Regions from separate parts of the Homo sapiens genome. Here region 1 is linked to region 2. The links are chromatin loops, found by intact Hi-C in ENCODE. Cell type or tissue: HCT116. All regions are shown on one strand. Links, peaks and the distances in the headings refer to the core of each region. The heading gives the core; the rest is flanking DNA.

Region 1 (9,633 bases), core at 978-8,977, 50 kb after region 2:
CTGGTAAAAGTGATAAAACTAACTTTACAGCAGGTATGTTTTTTAACTTAAAAAGATTAGTGACTTTAAGTCAGATTGAGACCGGGTGGGGGTGGCTCTTCTCAGAGGAGCAAAGCAGGATTTCCTGCCCTCTCCCAACAGGGGAGGACCCTGCTTCTTACTCACACAGAGTCTGGGGCTTAGCAGGTCAGCTCTCATTTTCCTCTCAACCTCAAACTTAGGCAGGCCCTGCTTGTCTTTACTGCGGGGACAATCTTTTTCAAGCTTCCTCTCCTGCCCCTAATCCTTTTCACAAATATTCAATGGAAATTAGTAAAAAGATTCTGTGGATGGGTAAGAATCCCCCCTTGTCTGGGGCCCCCAGTCATTCTAAACTGTTGTGCCAACCCAAACTCATCATTTAACATGTTATTAAAGCCTCAGATGTTTTATTCTTGCCAACTTCTGTGGTGGCTACCTCCTACCTCCACTTCTTTGCTGAAGATGAAACAGCTGTGGGATTCATTTCTTCTCAGAGGGTGTTGCCATCTTTTTGGATTTTAGTGCAGTAGGTTACCTTGCAGCCTCAATTCTCTGTGGAGACTAGATGTTTTTTATAGGCTATCAGACTTGCTCTTATTGTTAGGGTAGGAGTGACTTTCTCTGCTGACTTTTTGCATCCTAGGTGCAAGACAGAATATACTTTTAGTATCTGGAAGAATTATATGGTTCTTTTCCCAATCTGTTTGGCTATTCCTAAATCACTTGGTTTTCTGCTGACATTTTAAAGATTTTTAAACATTTCTTTAAACACGTAAGATATAGCTATTTTGTGTTGTGTCTAAGAATACCATTGTCTAGAATCTTTGCTGGTCCGACTTTGCTTATTATTGTTTTGGATGCTTTCAGTGGTTGTTCTTTGGGTTCTTGTGTGTTTTGGGATTTTTGACTGTGAACTCATGTTCTTTGGAACTTTATCTATGGGAATTTTCTGAAGCCTAGATTGCATTACATTCTTTTAGAAAGAATTTGTGTTTACTATTCCATGGAGCATAGCCAACTATTTTATATCAAATTATCTGCCTGAGGTTTTTCAGACTATACTGGTAGCATGAGTGGTAAGTTTTATCTATGAATTCTCAGGTATGGTATTTTTCTTCTCCACCCAGCACCAGGGCCAAGACAATTTGGTTTCCAAATAATGCTATTTTGCAAGATGGATTTACTTCACATCCCCACCATTATATGTACGATGAAAATCTTAGATGTTCCAGCTTTATTTGGGGCCTTGTGGAGGAGGGATTTGCCTATTTTACCTAAAGACCTGTGACTTTTTCTGTCTCCTCAGTGCCCTGTATGGCCATCAAAAGAGATATAGTTCTTCACAAAAAACTTAAGAAAAAATTACTTTTTTGCTTGGTTTCCTACCAAGATTCCTTTTACATCTTAATTTGACTTCTGTAGATTCTTTACATTTGTACCTGCTCTGTAATCAATTATTATTATTTTTAAAATTTAATTTAATTTTAAGTTCTGGAATACATGTGCAGGACATGCAGGTTTGTTACATAGGTAAACGTGTTTCATGGTGGTTTGCTGCACCTATCAACCCATCACCTAAGTATTAAGTCCTGCATGCATTAGCTATTTATCCTGATGCTCTCCCTCCCTCCATCCCCCCACCCAGAAAGGCCCCAGTGTGTGCTTTTCCCCTTCCTATGTCCATGTGTTCTCATTGTTCAGCTCCTACTTATAAGTGAGAACATGCAGTGTTTGGTTTTCTGCTCCTGTGTTAGTTTGCTGAGGATAATGGCTTAAAAAAATCAAGAAACCTCCTCCTTTAATACACTCAAAAGAACAAAATAGATTTTCCTTTTATTTTTAATTGATAAATAAAAATTATATGTATTTATTGTGTACAACATGTTGTTTTGAAATATGTATACATTGTGGAATGGATAAATTGAGCTAATTAGTGTATGCATTACTTCACACACTCATCTTTTTTTATTGTTATTAAGAACACTTAAAAACCTACTCTCTTATTGATTTTTTTGTTTGTTTGTTTGAGATGGGGGTCTCACTTCATCACCCAGGCTGGAGTGTAGTGGTGCAATGATAACTTACTCTAACCTCAAATTCATGAGCTCAAGTGATCTTCCTGCCTCAGCCTCCTGAATAGCTCTGACTACAGGCATGTGGCACCATGCCTGGCTAATTTTTATTTTTATTTTTTGTAGAGATAAGGTCTTACTATGTTGTCAAGGCTAGTCTTGAATTCCTGAGCTTAAGCTATCTTCCTGCCTCAGCTACCCAAAGTATTGGGATTATAAGCATGAGCCACCACACCTAGCCTCTTACTGATTTCTGAGAATACAATGCATCGTTATTAACTGTAGTTACCATGTTGTATATCTCTTGAACTTATTTTTCCTAACTAGTTGAAAGTTTGTATTCTCTGCACAACATCTGTCCGCTACCACCCTCCACCCCAGCCCCTGATCATCACTATTAACTCTCTGCTTCTACAAGTCCAACTTTTTAAGATTCCACATTTAAGTGAAGCTTGGTGTTTGTCTTTCTGTGACTGCTTATTTCATTTAACATAATGTCCTCCTGGTTCATCCATGTTGTTGCAAATGATAGGATTTCCTTCTTTTTAATCGCTGAATAGCATTCCATTGTGTATATATACCTCATTTTCTTTATCCATTTGTTGTTTGATGAACACTTAGGTTGATTCCATAATGCAGCAATTGTGAATAGTGCTGCAGTAAACATAGTAAAAAATAGTGCTGCAAGCACTGCAGAGAGTGTGGACATTTCTTTGACAAACTGATTTCATTTCCCTTCGATATATACCCAGTAGTGGGATTGCTAAATCATATGGTAATTCTATTTTTAATTTTTTGAGGAACTTCATACTGTTTTCCATAATGGCTGTACCAGTTTAAGTTTCCACCAACAGTGTGCAGGAGTTCCCTTTTCTCCACGTCCTTGACAACACTTACGGTCTTTTGTCTTTTTGATGACAGCCATTCTAACATGTCTGAGGTGATATCTCATTGTGATTTAATTTGCATTTCTCTAATGATTACTGATGTTGAACCTTTTTTTCCATATGTCTGTTGGCCATTTGTATGTATTATGATGCAATTTCTGAAAACTTCACAAGCATGCAAAATCCTATAATATGGTGTCTTTAAAGAGGTTCATGAAAGGGTGCAAAGGGCCCTGAAAAGCACTCTTGAATATAGGTTTCTGATAGCTTTAGAATCACATCATTTGGACTAGATAAGAATTCCTAGAACTTCAATAAAAAGACTGGTTTGTAAAACTGCTAACTCAAACAGAACAAAAATTAATTGAATACCAAGAAAATACTTTGCCAGATTTTCATGCTAAATCAGCCAATACTGAAATTGTTTAGGTACACAATTTGAATGAACTCCATGGTCTAAGTGAAATTACCTATGGTAACCCATCAGTTGTCAGTGCTATGCACCTAAAGTGGAGAAACAACTTCAAGAGGACATAAGTCCAATGTTAAGCATGGAGAACCAGGATGGCCACTGTGTCCTTCCTGAGTCCTTAAGGCTTTTGGCTTTTTTTTTTAAATTACAAGTTCTGCATCATGACTCATCATGAAAAAGATAAAATGATCCAAATTAAATATTATATTGGTATGGTGACTTCTAAATTGCTAAAATAGTTTATGACCGACATGTGGTTTTGTCAAACCCATATTCCTGAAAAGACAATCAAAACTTCAGGTACATTTCACTACCCGATGGACCTTTTAAATATTTATAGACAGATTTCATCCAATTGTCATTTTCAATGCATGTTTTCTGGTTGTATGAAAGCTTTCCCATGCAAGAGGGCTGATGTTATAACAGTAGTTCATTATGCCACAGTGTATTTTCACCAGCTAAAGAAAGCTTTTCATGGTTCACTGACTGACTGAGGACAATCAATCCCTTTACAATCCAGAACCCAAAGATTAGATCTGAGAACATCAGAGAAAGAATGCTCTTGTCATCCACACTGCAGCAAAACTTCAGGACCTTGAATCTTGGGTTCATAATCTCTCAACTCAGAAGGATCCCTCCACACTCTTGGAATGTATACCCATTGGAAACCTTAAGGTAAAGCTAACCAGGGAAATTTCTTCCCAGAAGAAGATAGCATCCTTAATGGAAATAGCTTTTCCCCCCCAAATCACAGGTCAAGCTTTCTCTGCTATCATGAGACTCTTTCACTTTTTTCCCCTTACTTATGCCTCTATAAACAATAGAAGTGTACAGGGAGTCTGTTGTGTGTACTCATGGGGTATAATTTTACTTGTGAAGGATTTTGTAGCCAAACTTATACATTTGATAAACTTATGCCTTGATAGATGAAAGACGAAGGCTCAATGTAGGTGAGAAATTTTAATGGTACCTACATTGCCTCATAATCAGTCAGAAATAGAACATTGGTTCATTCCTCTTAACCCACATCATAGGTTAAAGAGAACATTGACAGGAGGTCTTTACTCTTCTGGAAGGGCATCAACTGTTAGGTTCTTTTGCCATGGTTTGGAGTAAATGAGGCAATGATTAGAAATTTATCCCTCATGATAGGCTCTATAGCAGATTCTACTATAAAGGCTATGGTTACACAACAGACTTTAAATTCTCTTGTGAAAGTTATGCTAAATAATAGAATTGCTCTAGATTACTTACTGACTAAACAGAGAAGTATCTGTGCAGCTGCTGGCACTTGTTGCCCATGGAGGAATACATCACATCAGACATTACAGAGATTCAGTTGTAGGAGATTAATGAAGAGACTGCTTAGTTAAAGTGAGTAGACTATCTAGCTCATTTTTTAATGTATTTGATTTTAGGTGGTTTGGTTTATGGAGCCCTGGCTAAGGAGCATACTCCAAACTTTTGGTATTATCCTCCTGATAGTCATAATAGTAGTCTCCCTGGTGCACTGTATTCTCTCAAAAGTTTTAAATGTTTGCATGCAGCCGTCTGTAGAATGTCAAGTGGTCTCTCTTCAACTGGAATGACAAGACCTGAAAGAAATGTGTGACCATGAGGGCACCATAATCTGTAAATGACGTGCTAAGACCAGAAACCCAAAATGATGGTAACTGAGAGAGGTGCTAAGGCCCTAAATTTTGGTCATACTCTCACCTAAGTGAGAACCTGACCAAAAGGGGGGAATTATTAAACAAAATTATGAGAGGCCATTGTTTTGGACTAAGCTCATGCAGTAGGCCCTAACAGACCAGACCAAACCAAAATGGAGTCACTTGTGCTAAATATGACTAATCAAACTAAGAGTTTAAAGAAACACATAGATTCTAGAACAGACCGGGTTTTGTTTTTTCCTCCTGTAAACAGGACATTCTAGCATATAAGGAGGTACCTCTACTCTAACCCTCACAAAAAAGGTAACCTAAATTCCTTGTTCCCACCTTACAAAACCCATGTCTGCTATTTCCCAGTGAGTTTAAACACCAAAGAAGTATATTTATGATGGTGATTGTGACATCAATGACTAAAGTTTTGGCCAATCTCTCAAAATTGAGAAGATGACCAAAAGGGGGGAATTGTTAGACCAAGTTTAGCCTAAATCTGCCTCCTTACATATTTTAAATTTGGCCTAAAGGTTTCTCTGTACTTTGCAAACTATAGCCTAAATGGAGTTATATACAAACTGTAGTCTACTCTTGTGTCAATCACTGAGTTTTGGCTGATCAAAGGTGGCCAACTGTTCAAACCGTGTTCAAATAAGGAAAAGCCGAGCTATAACCAATCCAGCTGTTTCTGTACATCATTTCTGTTTTCTGTATGTCACTTTCCTTTTCCATCCATAAATCTTCTTCCACCACATGGCTGCACTGGAGTCCCTGAGCTTGGGAGACTGACTGAATTGTACTTTGCTCAATTAAACTCTTTTAAATTTAATTTGGCTAATGTTTTTCTTTTAGCACTACATTCAGGAAATGTAGAATAATTTTAAAAAGTAAAATAGTCTTGATATATGTATTTCCCTAAATTCCAGTCTCATAATTATATGGATCTGGGATGGTTTATTTTTGAGATAAGAGTATTTTTGATATTCTTGCTCCCTCTTCTTTGAACAACCCATGATTTTTTCCATACATCTGATTTAGCACTTGGGTTCTACCAGAGAATTAAACCCTACAGAAAATGATTTTAGTGACTACTTTCTCAACTTTCCCAAGGACAGTACAAGCTAGTACCATTTTAGATATATAAGGGAAGTTAATTTATTCTGTACAATGAGTACCTTAGGCTGGAATTATAGTTAATTCTCTTATGGAGCCTCACATGAAAACAGCTGCTAAGCACTATGCTACGTGTCATTCTTGAGGGGTCTCTTCAGCTGACTCCAGTCATAAAGGAAGCAGGAAGCCCAGCTTTTTAGAGAGATTACACAGAAGATGAGAGAAGGTCTTCTACTGTAATTCATTGCGGTATTCCCATGTCTTCCACATCCCGTTCCTAAATGGTAAGGTGATTAAAAACATGCAACAGTTTGGTAAAGAAAACATGATTTATGAGATAGGCCATAGTTTTAGAAATGTCATTTGTTTTCATGGTTCAAGGAGAGTTTTCTTGATTAACAAAAAATATTTGAGTCTAATTTAAAAATGTGAGTTTTAATTCCTACTCTCACCTTTTTCTCTGTCTTCACTCCATGTAGGATGAAAACCTGACACCAAACAGAGGCTAGTGAGTCACTTTGGTTCTATTTATACCTAAATGATTATTAAATTGATTTTAAATCTCTCAAGTTCATGTACTCTTGGATAACAGCTGTGGTGTAAGAGTAGAGAATTAACTTTGAGTTAAATTATAAATATCAAACAGTATGTCCACTTCCAGTAGGATGCAACAGAACAAATCACTGGTAAATGTGAATTCTTCAAATTATTTCAGTATGCCCTAAGCCATTTACTAAACTTTATTATACCTGTTACCCCAAAGAGCCATTTTTTTCCTAAAATATAGATCAGATTCTCTTTCACTCCCATATTTAAAAACACTTAAAAACTCTCTGTTGCATGATGAATAAAATAAGAGGCTCTTATTGAGGAATTCAAGGCCTTTCAAAATCTAGTTTCAATTAGCTTCTCTTGCCTTCTCCATCCCACAAAGCTCTTGGTTTGGATATGATGCATACCCTTTGTCCTAATATGTCATGCCTTTGCTCATGCTTCTCTTTCAACTGGAGTGCCCTTTTCTGCTTCTCCATAAGCTAAACTTTTATTAATCCCTCAAATGTCAACTCAATATCATCTTAGCTTTTCTTTAAGAAGAGAATAATAGAGTGGTTCTCAAATATGGTTGAACATGGGATCACTAGGTAACTTAAAAAAGAGAAATACCAATTCTGAGTCCTACACCCAGAGATTCTGATTTATTTGGTCTGAAGTAGGGCCTGGGTATCAATACATTTTTTAAGGTTCCCAGGCAAATCAAACATGCAGTCAAGTAGAACCCTTAGAAGTATGGTTAAGAGCCCAGAATAGTCAGACTGTAGGTAAATCTTGATTTTACTACTGTGTATTTTGTTGCTTAACTTCTCTACATCTCATTTTTCTCATCTATAAAATTGAGAAAATAATCTACTTAATTCTTAGGGTTGCTGTAAACATTAGCTTAGATAATACAGGTCAAGAACTTAGCCTAAAACCTGACATAATAAATGTTAGCCATTATCAATAGAAAAAATAGTTGTTACTCCTGGGTTCTGGCCTTTATAATTCCCTTTTAAACTCAAAAATTAACTCAGTTATAATCTTTACCACAATGTGTTTGTGTTTCTCCATCCCTAGCTTGTATCATACTTGAGAGCAGCAGCCTGGCCCTACTAGTTCCTGCCCTCGGCTTCCTATTCGATCAGAATTATTTCCTTTTGACCTTTTCTCTTTAATAAAACATATTTGAAGACATCATTCTCTCTTTGGAGGAAAACTGCAATAAGATCTTAACTAATCTCCCTACCTGGGCTCTTCCCTGTTAACTGTATCATACATGAGTTTTTCACCTTCTCTGTGCTATTAAAGGCATTGTGAAAACTGTTCTTATGGAACTCACAGTTCTTTATTTCCAAGTTTGACTTGATTTTCAACTATGAGCTCTTTGAGGGGCAAAGTCTGTATCTTATGTCACTTGCACAACTGGCTTTTAGCAGTTTCTAGGAACATAGTGCGCTCAACTTGCAGGAAGGGAAAAAAAGGAAAGAAGGATGAAAGAAAGAAATTTGGAGAGGATTAGATAGTATTTCTGAGCCTAATTAAAAATATAATTGAAAGAAGTCTCTAAAAAATTATATTTTAAGAAATGACATAGAACAGAGGGAAGATGTGAATATGAAGAAAATCTAAGGCAACATAAATTCATAAATCATTGCGAAGCGGTCACAGACTGTACTGGAAGTGTTTTAAAGATTCAACATTGATACTTTAATCATTTCTCAAGCTCTTCAATAGAGTTTTCTAATTATCTGCCTATGCCTTCTTCTTCCCTACCCCTTCCACGTTGCTATCAATCTAAGCTACTTTTATGACATGTCTTAAGATTGGAACACCATAATTAGGTGAATTTCTTACATGCAGACTATTGGATCATAATGTCCCTTGCAAAAGAGAAAGCTGTAAAAGTAAATAAAGATGTTAAATTCCCTTTGTCAGAGTGCTGATGAAGAATGCTTCAAGAAATAGAATAATAATGCTGAAGATCATTAAAATAAATCTAAATTTAACCTGTATATTCTTTATGATTATGATTAAATGGAAAATTAAAATCAGCTTAGTAGCTGTGCTGTTGAAATATTTTGTGGTATGTTATCAGCATACTTCAAATTTTAGTACCAAACTCATTAGAAGATATTTCAAATATCTACATTTTGCCTAACCAGAAGACCATTAAAATGCACATTGTCTTTTTCCTGTGGGAATTATATGCCACATCTTATTTACTAGCCTTGGAGCATGTTTCAAAGTACTTAGTATTGCTATTTATGATCCAAAGTAGACAAAATGAACTACAGTGTCTATTAAGTTGTAAAATGTAGTCAATGTTATGTTTTTGTTTTTTCTTCTTTTGTTTTCTTTAAAAATAGCGTTTATCTTGTTTCTATTTACAGAGTGATTCAGGCTCATTATTTAACATTTTGAAGCAAATAAGAGTAAAACAAAGTAAAAAAACTCATAATATCATGGCATTTTATTATTTTATGTTTTGTTTAAGCTTTTATTTCCTATGTGGAAATACATTAATTTAAAGAAACATCCTCCAGATATTGTTACATCCCTGCAATTTCAAATATTCAAAATATTTTTGCAGCTTAATTTTTATGTTCATTGGTAGTTTCAATGGGATCAGGGAAAAGGGGTAAGACATTTATTATTCTAGCACATCTTATCATGAATTTTCTGCAACAGTTTTTGAATGAGTTAAGAATGAATTGAGAATGAGAAGGAACCAGAATCTAGTTGCTAAGTGAAAGCTAGGAATCTATGCCAGGGGGTTAAGTTTGCTAATCTCATCTCAGAAACAGCAGCATCAGAGCAGGAAGGAGAGAGAGACACAAAAGTGAAGCCCATAGGAAAAAAGAGGCAAA
Region 2 (9,633 bases), core at 896-8,895:
TATAAAAAGGAGAAATTTGGACACAGACATACACACATACAAGGAAAATCAAGCTGATGCACCTGCAAGCTAAGGAACACCAAAGGTTGCCAGCAAACTCCTGCAACAGATCTTTCCCTAGTGCCTTCAGAGGGTTGTGCTGACATGTTGATCTTAGACTTCCTCATCTTGCCTCCAGAACTGAGACAATAACTTTTTGTTGTTTGAAGCCACCAGTTTGTGGTACTTTATTATGACAGCCTCCCAAAACTAGTACAGATGCTAAATTGGAAGACATATTTCTGATGTTCAGTAAATTGGCCTTTAGTAGAAATACGCCTTTAAAGTTTAGCAAATTTAATTCTCTAAATCAGATGTTAAAATATACAATGCTTAAAAAAGGCAATCTTGCTCAGTACGTGTACACAGAAATTTATGAATCGTGAAAATTTCATGGTCACTGTAAGAATGAAATAAAATATAAATTCTTATGTTTTTTCTTCTTCTGTATTTTAAAGGATCTATTGGGCTCCCAATCATCATTTCACTTAAAGTTTAGATTTTCTGAGGTTTCAGATCTCCAATTTGGGAATGGGGGAAGGAGTCATCTGTGTTTTGAAGCTTATCAATCAAATTAATTCTGATTTGGGAATTTAGAAATCAAGAAAGAAAGAAAATGAAGTGGAATGATATGGTGTATTATCCAAGGTTTAGTGTAGAAAACAGAAATCACTGTAGGTATTTCAAGCAATTAATATAGGTAATTGGGTGTTTTCTAAACCTTTGGAAAAGATAGGGGTATACAAGTTCAAGGAAGGCCATCACTAGCTCTCAGGTTCACTTTCAGGAAATCAGAAAGTTGCAGGAACCTCACAGAGTTCCTGCAGCACCAAGTTAGGAAGTTCATGTAGAAGTCCTTTCAAATCCTGCATATGTCCATCCACTGCTGCTGGGGGAACAATGACGTAGCAGTTCCTTCTGTCTTACCTTCTAATCATGCACAAGATTAGAAGCTTCTCATTGCCATTCTCTAACCAGAACTCTGCTGTAAGGATTCTGGGAAATGTAGTTCCCAGGCTGTCATCCCTTGAGACACAAGTGAGAACGTAAAGGGATTTTGGAGCTAAATTGCAAATGAATAATCTGCACAGTAAGCAATATTAGATATGGGATCTTTTTTCTGTCTTGGTTCAATCTTTGAGTTTTCCTAAAGTGCAGTTTCCATAATTATCAATTTTGAATATTTCTATTGTAAGTTTAAACCATAAGGTCTCAATTTGCCTTTAAATCAGCACTGATCTTGTCAAATGAGAAAAAATGTTTATTTCTTGAAGAAAGCAAGGGCCTCAGATTTTGGAGTAGCTGCATTAATACTTAGTGTATATATTAATCTGATCAGCTATTTAAACATCAATCAAGATGATGGTCTTCTACTAAGTTGATAGAAATATTTATTGAGGTTACTTGCTCTATACGTTAGAAGAGGCGAGAGTTTACAAGAGTTTACTAGTACGTTGTTCATTGCCCTATGCTAACAGCTCTCCCTAAAATGAAATCCTCAAGGCTAAAACATATGTCATAGTTGCAATTTTTCTGGCAACGTCTGTGAAGACATCCTTGCCATGGTGTTACAGTCAGTGTAAAAGACCTGAGTCAGAAAAATTGAGAGTCCCAGAGTAGAGAAATAAAGAGAGGAAGACAAATGGGAAGATGGCATACTACGAATTTTATTTTATTTTATTTAGGCAGAATCTCTCTCTACTGCCCAGGCTGGATTGCCATGGTGCAATCTCGGCTCACTGCAACCTGCACCTCCCGGTTCAAGCAATTTTCCTTCCTCAGCCTCCTGAGTAGCTGGCACTACAGGCATGTGCCACCACGCTTCACTAATTTTTGTATTTTTAGTAGAGAAGGGGTTTCTTGGCCTCCAGTAATCTGCCCGCCTCGGCCTCCCAAAATGCTGGTATTACAGGTATGAGCTACCATGCCCAGACTGAATTGTATTTATTTGTTGTTTCTTTCTGCCCATACATGTAAGTCACATAATCTCTTTTTTAAATTATACTTTAAGTTTTAGGGTACATGTGCACAAAGTGCAGGTTTGTTACATATATATACATGTGCCATGTTGGTGTGCTGCACCCATTAACTCGTCATTTAACATTAGGTATGTCTCCTAATGCTATCCCTCCCCCCTCCCCCCACCCCACAACAGGCCCCAGTGTGTGACGTTCCCCTTCCTGTGTCCATGTGTTCTCATTGTTCAATTCCCACCTATGAGTGAGAACATGCCGTGTTTGGTTTTTTGTCCTTGCGATAATTTGCTGAGAATGACGGTTTCCAGCTTCATCCATGTCCCTACAAAGGACATGAACTCATCATTTTTTATGGCTGCATAGTATTCCATGGTGTATATGTGCCACATTTTCTTAATCCAGTCTATCATTGTTGGATATTTGGGTTGGTTCCAAGTCTTCGGTATTGTGAATAGTGCTGCAATAAACATACGTGTGCATGTGTCTTTATAGCAGCATGTTTTATAATCCTTTGGGTATATACCCAGTAATGGGATGGCTGGGTCAAATGGTATTTCTAGTTCTAGATCCCTGAGGAATCGCCACATTGACTTCCCCAATGGTTGAACTAGTTTACAGTCCCACCAACAGTGTAAAATTGTTCCTATTTCTCCACAGCCTTTCCAGCACCTGTTGTTTCCATGTCACATAATCTTGAGGTGTTTTGTCTATTTTATTTACTTTTGTGTTCTCAAGTTTAGAACCAAGCATTTAAAAGCTACTTAAATATCTGCTGGAAAAAAAAAATGGGGCCTGAGAATTAGCATTTTAAAAATACTTAGGTGATTCTGATGCAGGTGGTCCTAGAAATACACTTTGGCAAATAAACACTGGTCAAAGTTATAGAATAGTTTAAAAGAAATAAAGTTATACTATTTGTAAGGACAAGTAATTAATTTATAAGAACAGTGATTTTTTACCTGTATGGTCTCAGAGGTGGATATGATTTCTTAAGACATAAAAAATTGATCATAAAAGAAGAGACTGATAAATTCAATTAAATTAAAATAAAGGTTTTTTATTCACTACAAAACACCATAAGTAGGATGAAAAGACAAGTCATAAACTAAGAAAAGTAATTTGCAGCACATGTAACTGACCAAGGACCAGTATCTTTAATATATAAATTACACCAACGAATCAGTAAGAGAAAGACAGGCAATCTGATATAAAAATTTCTGAGACTTCGACAAGCATTTCACAAAATAAATTCAAATGGCTAGTAAATATATGATAATGTGCTCAATTTTATTGATAATCATTGAAATGTAAATTAAAATTGCAATGATATAACGTTCACATTCACTAAATTCACAAAATTTAAAAGATAAATCTACCAATATTAACTGTTGAAGTGAGTATAGATCAATGGAAAACTATACCTTGCTGAGGGAACTATAAATTGATACAGCCATTTTGGAAATACTTTAGTACTTGCAAACTTGAATATGCTCCAGGTCCCAGAATTTCTCTTTCTAGGTATATTCTAGAGATACGCTTGTTTATAAACACCACAAATGTGCAAAAATGTTCCTAGCAGTGTTTTTTGTAATGGAAAAATACTGGTCACAGCCCAAATGTCCATTATCATGAGACTAGATAAATAAAATGGAATAATATACAGTAGTGAAGATGAACAAATCACAGCTATACAGTTATAGCATGAATAAATCTTAAAAATACTGAATGAAGAAAGCAGATTACAAAATCTGGTTTTCATACAGTACAATGTCATTTTTAAAAAAAGTTTGAAAAAAGCAAAGCTTAATTTAGTGTTTAGGAATACATACATATGGAATAACACTATAAGAAAAGTAGAGGAATGATAAACACAAAATTTCAGGATAGTGGTTAGTTCTGGTTGGGATGGGGAAAGAAGCAGATGAGAGAATAAGAAAGGGGCATTGAGGTGAGTACAAGGATGCTGGGAATATTCTAGTTCTTAGGCTAGGTTGTAGAATCATAGGATATTTATTTTTCATTGTTATGCTTTATAATGTATGTACATAGACTTTCTTTTGTCCGTGTGCAGTATTATATAATTAAAAAATCCAATAACCAGGATGATTTATAACTAAGGAAATTTGTAGTTTGTGGCTACTAGATTGTAAATTCTTCGAGGGCAGCTATTTGGTAAAAACAAAATATTCAACAATAATTGGACTCAACAATGAATGAAGAATGTTGTGATATGTGTACACTGATACTTCTAGGAGTGCTTTAAAAATGTACTTAGAAGAGATTGAAGATTGATATCATATGTAGTCCCCCTGTCACTTTGTCTTAATATGCTTGGGATGGCATTTTTTTCCTCACGTAATACAGGGAAATCATCTGACTTCAGGAGAAATCTCAAATTAATGGGATTTGAATGAATATACTTTTATTAATCTGTACAAAATTGATGACCATTTTGTGTACAAACTCAGCATTTGGCCTATGCAGATGTAATTGTTTTCCTGGAAAGAGCTGATAGGAAAAATTAGAAGATTTGATTTTCTGAAAATTTTCTTTTGGAGCCCCACCCACTTGCTCTAAATATGAAGTCAAAACTTTCCTCTATGTACTAAATATGGTAAAAGGATAAGCTGAAATGTAGAAACAAGATAAATCTATGGAATGAAGTGTAGTTTTCTAGAGAATGATCTTTCTACAGATTATTTGGGCCCTTTATCCCAAAGAGATTCTTCTGTACCCCAAACAATAGGACTGGGATAAAATAGCCTTGAACTGCATGCATACAGATTTGAATTCTGCCTACCACACTTAGAAGAATCTGACAGGGAGACACATTCATATCATATTTTAGGAGTTTTTGAGGTCACAAATATTTAACAGTTAGTCTGAGGCCAGTATTGGTCCTGTGGATAGACTGGTCAGTGGATTTGACAGTGAGACAGGTTGGACATCCAAACCAGAAGAACCTAGAACAAGTGAAGTCTCAGATTTTGTGGCCAGTGTGTTAAGGATGGGCATTTAGAGGACCCAAATTGTGGTCAGTGAGGTTTTTATCCTGGGACAATATTGCCAAATGTGAGGTCACGTAGACCCTTAGTGAATCATGATGTGATTTTGCTGCTGCAGTTGAGAAGGTAAGTAACAAATGAGATAAGGTATTATCAGGTTAATACCTTATATACAAAAGCAAACAGCTGCCTTTTTAGAGGGTGGAGAGCTCATGGCATTAACAGAGGGGACAGGAAGGCTGAGCTCAGGGTGGTGTAACACAGCGTGCACATATACAGAGGCCACTAAAGCCCAAGCCATGGCTGCTGCAATATTGGGGTAGCAAATCTGTATTACACAAAGATATTTTTAAAAGGATATTGTTATAATTATCCCAGCCTTGGGACAGAGTATAAAGGGAAGAGGTCATAAAAAGCTAAAGATGTTTAGGATTGCAATGAGATTAAGGTTTAGGTAAAGAAAGTAGAGAAAATATTCTATTCCTCAGCAAATGCATCTTTTTGTTTTTGTGTTCTGGATTTTGCCTTCACTAAGCAATAGAAAATAGTTGAATTAATATGAAGAAAGCCCCTGCTTTAGTTGACTCTCTCTTAGGAGGGAATATGGTGTTGAGAAAAGGGATCTTATTTATGCTTGCTGGGTTGCTGCTGAGACTTGACACATTTACCTTGGACCAGCTCTTGAAGTTGGTGAACCAATGCCAACCAACCTTTGTTCAAGAAGGGGCAGCAACATTGGATGCACCACCAGTGACATCTGTTCCCATGAAGGATTCTTGGATATAGAGAGTGTGGAGCTCTGAGACTTGTAGAGGGGGTTAGTGGAGATGGGTCCTTGAAGGCACTATTGCTTCTATTGACTGTTGACTTCCAATACTTAGGCTTTTGCTTCAAGATCTTGTGTATTTTAGGTATTCAATAAATGTGACGGTTAATACTGAGTGTGAACTTGATTGGATTGAAGGATGCAAAGTATTAATCCTGGGTGTGTCTGTGAGGGTGTTGCCAAAGGAGATTAACATTTGGGTAACACCCTCCGTGGGCTGGGAAAGGCAGACACATCTTTAATCTGGGTGGGCATCATCTAATCAGCTGCCAGAGAGGCTAGAATATAAAGCATGCAGAAACATGTGAAAATATGAGACTGGCCTAGCCTCCCAGGCTACATCTTTCTCCTGTGCTGGATGCTTCCTGTTCCCCAAACATTGGACTCCAAGTTCTTCAGTTTTGGAACTCGGACTGGCTCTCCTTGCTCCTCAGCTTGCAGACGACCTGTTGTGGGACCTTTTGATCATGTGAGTTAATACTTAATAAAATCCCCTTTATATATGTATATATCTATCCTATTAGTTCTATCCCTCTAGAGAACTCTGACTAATACCATAGGCTCAGATGGGTGGATTTAAAAGGCTTGTTAGAAAATACTCCGTATTCTCTAGGTAACTCAGTAGTCAGCAGAATGATTCTGTAAGTATCAAACACTAGGAAGGATAGTGTGATGGCCTCTGAGGCAGTCACTGAGGTCTCTAAATTAGTTTGGGAGCAGAAGGCAAAGATAAAGAAAAATAATTAGATCTATAAGCAAATTTAAGACTCTCATTATAAAGTATTAACCTGATAATAGCTTATAATGAGAGGTTATAAGGTATTATCTTATTTGTACTTTCTTTAAACAGAAAGTGATAGAAGATTGATTTTAGATTTGGTATAAAATTTTATCTTAAATCCAAGATTTGTAATTGCTAGAATGTAAGTTGTCATGTGAGGAAATTTCAATATTCCAGTCCTGGGGAAAATGATTGTTTTTTTCCTAGAGTTAATCTTTTTCACTTGAAAACTGCAATTTTTTGCACAGTTCTTGGTCCTTAGGATACAATGATGGTTTAATAATCTCATCTGACTTGGTTACAGCGTCTCTACAGTGGCCCCAACAATACGCTGAATAGACTTAGTTGTGCTGACTGCACAGTAGAGAAATGATTAATAGCCAAACAGCCAAATCTGCCCAAAGTGATTGCACCATACCTCATCTCAGTTTCTCACATTTTTTCATTAAAATGGTAGATTGATTTTTCTGCTTTCACGGCTTCTTCAGTGTAACGTGGTGCATTTCTTGCCTGGCAGTTGTAAAGCTGAGCTCTTGTTATTCTGTGTGCATGTGCACATGTGAGTATGGTTGCATATGTGCTATAGTGCAAAAGTTCTGGACTGGGTGGTAGGAAATCTACGTTTATTTTTACTTCCTGTACTCATGGTCTAGGTGACTTAGTGAAAACCACTGCCTCTTTGAACTCTTAAATTTTGCAATAGCAGTGTTTCTTTTATTTTTTATTTTTTTTATTCTTGCCATCCTTAAAACGTATATGAGAGCAATACTCACTCAGCATTGCTGGGTAAGCCAGTGAGACGCCATGGTGTAATGGTGAGGATCAGCGGTACTCTCTGCTTTTCAGGTAGTGTTTCCACAGTTGCCTGAATATGGCTATTGTGAGCTTCAAGTGAGAATGTATCTGCACCAGAAAATCAACCTCCTCCAATGAAATAACAACTTCTCTTCTAACAATGATAAATCTTGATGCCTTTTTAACATAAGATAAAAACATGGTAAGAGAGCTGGGTGGGGTGGCTCATGCCTGTAATCCCAGCACTTTGGGAAGCTGAGGCAGGCGGATTACTGGAAGTCAGGAGTTTGAGAGCAGCCTGGCCAGCATAGTGAAACACTGCCTCTACTAAAAATACAAAAATTAGCTAGGTGTGGTGGTGTGCGCCTGTAATCCCAGCTACTTGGGAGGCTGAGGCATCAGAATCGCTTGAACCTGGGAGGCAGAGTTTGCAGTGAGCCGAAATCGTGCCACTGCACTCCAGCCTGGGTGACAGAACGAGACTATATCTCAAAAAACAAAAACAAACAAGTAAAAACAAAAACAAAACCAAAAAACATGGTAATACATCTGACATTAATCTTTAGTCACTACTTTACTCATTTGAGAATTAGGAAGAGATCAGTTAAACATCTTAAAGGTAAGGGTAAAAGTATATACATGGCTTTGGTCCTTTCTTTACACTTTTTCTGTCTTCTCCACAAAATAATTGGCGTCCACAGTGGGCCTCAGTGACTGACATTGGGAGCTTTCAGATGACTTCTCCATTAGCTCTCTGTATGACATTAGATGCATTCAAGTACATAGTAGATATTTTTATGTTGTTAGAGCTTCCCAATTTTATATTAGAATAGATGTTCTAGCTTCTAAATGAGTTGCCTTGAAGTACAGGAGTTTAGAGGTCACAGAAAGCCTATCTTCATTTAAGGAACATATTACATTTCAGGTATTTTAACTAATGGTACCCATTACTAAACCCTGATGTAGTGGATTAATAGAATACCAGACCTGAAGGCCAAGAATCTTTTTTTAAATTTTTTTTTTAAGTTTCAATAGGTTTTTGGGGAACAGATGGTGTTTGGTTACATGATGAGTTCTTTAGTAGTGATTTCTAAGATTTTGGTGCCCCCATCACCCGAACAGTGTACACTGTACTCAATGCAGTCTTTTATCCCTCTCCCTCTTCCATCCTTTCCCCAGAGTCCCCAAATTCCACTGTATCATTCTTATGGAAGGCCAAGATTCTTAAGGGAAATTGATACCTTCATGAAGGAAAGTCTGATGTTTTCTGTCTCATAGAGTTCCCTAACTATGCAGCCACAAATAGAAAGGAGATCCTTGTGTATATGGCAGGAAGAGAATTCCCAGTTTTCATCATAACTAAAAAAATTCTGTGACTCGTGAGTTCAGCCAGAAAGGTGAGGTGACTTTTCTGTCTCTCCATAAGTCAGTCCCCAATAAACTCTCTCCATACCTGCTGTATTAGTCAGGGTTCTCCAGAGGGACAGAACTAATAGGATACATGTATATATGAAAGGGAGTTTATTAAGGGGAATTGACACACGCGATCACAAGGTGAAGTCCCACGATAGGCCGTCTGCAAGTTGAGGAGCAAGGAAGCCAGTAGTGGATCAGTCCAAGTCCCAAAACCTCAAAAGTAGAGAAGCTGACAGTGCAGCCTTCAGTCTCGGGCTGAGGGCCCGAGAGCCTCTGGCAAACCACTGGTGTAAGTCCAAGAGTCCAAAAGCCGAAGAACATGGAGCCTGATATTTGAAGGCAGGAAGCATTCAGCATGGGAGAAAGATGAAGGCCAGAAGACTTGGCACCTCTGCTCATTCCACCTTCTTCTGCCTGCTTTTTCTAGCTGCACTGGCAGCTGAGGGGATGGTGCCCACCCAGATTAAGGGTGGGTCTGCCTTTCCCAGCCCACTGACTCAAAAGGTCATCTCCTTTGACAGCGTCCTCAGAGACACACCCAGGAACAATACTTTGCATCCTTTAATCCAATCAAGTTGACACTCAATATTAATCATTATATCTGCTTAAACTAGTGTTTGCTGTGCTTTGCTATCTCAATTCAATATGTGCAAAAAGGTGCTCTATTTTTTTCCAGCCAAACCTAACTTTTTCTCCAGTGCACCATAACTCAATATATAGCACCAGCTACCCAAACCTTGAAAACCCAGGTGTTTCTGGTGTTTGTTATTTCACTTCTTCTCCCTCTATCTTCAA

Evidence for each region. Hi-C counts contacts between places; a loop is a spot of excess contacts. Peaks named below come from ENCODE experiments on the same cell type or tissue, not always from the same donor. Only the 100,000 strongest peaks of a DNase experiment are listed, where the experiment ranks them.
Region 1: it touches region 2 in a loop (6-fold over the local background); 2 of 110 quality-filtered maps call a loop at or near these places.

Annotation. Positions count from the first base shown.
Region 1 is chr9:100,887,648-100,897,280 of GRCh38, forward strand. LOC105376180 (a long non-coding RNA gene) reads left to right here and starts at 3,957. Exons shown (of 3, transcript XR_930180.2): 1 at 3,957-4,127; 2 at 6,709-6,737. In HCT116, for the core only: no CTCF peak of the experiment used is centred there; no DNase peak of the experiment used is centred there.
Region 2 is chr9:100,837,929-100,847,561 of GRCh38, forward strand. The region is part of intron 3 of LOC105376179 (a long non-coding RNA gene); the gene reads left to right. Among named protein-coding and RNA genes, the nearest start is that of PLPPR1, 190 kb to the right of the region's middle. In HCT116, for the core only: no CTCF peak of the experiment used is centred there; no DNase peak of the experiment used is centred there; H3K27me3 peaks cover 914 bases.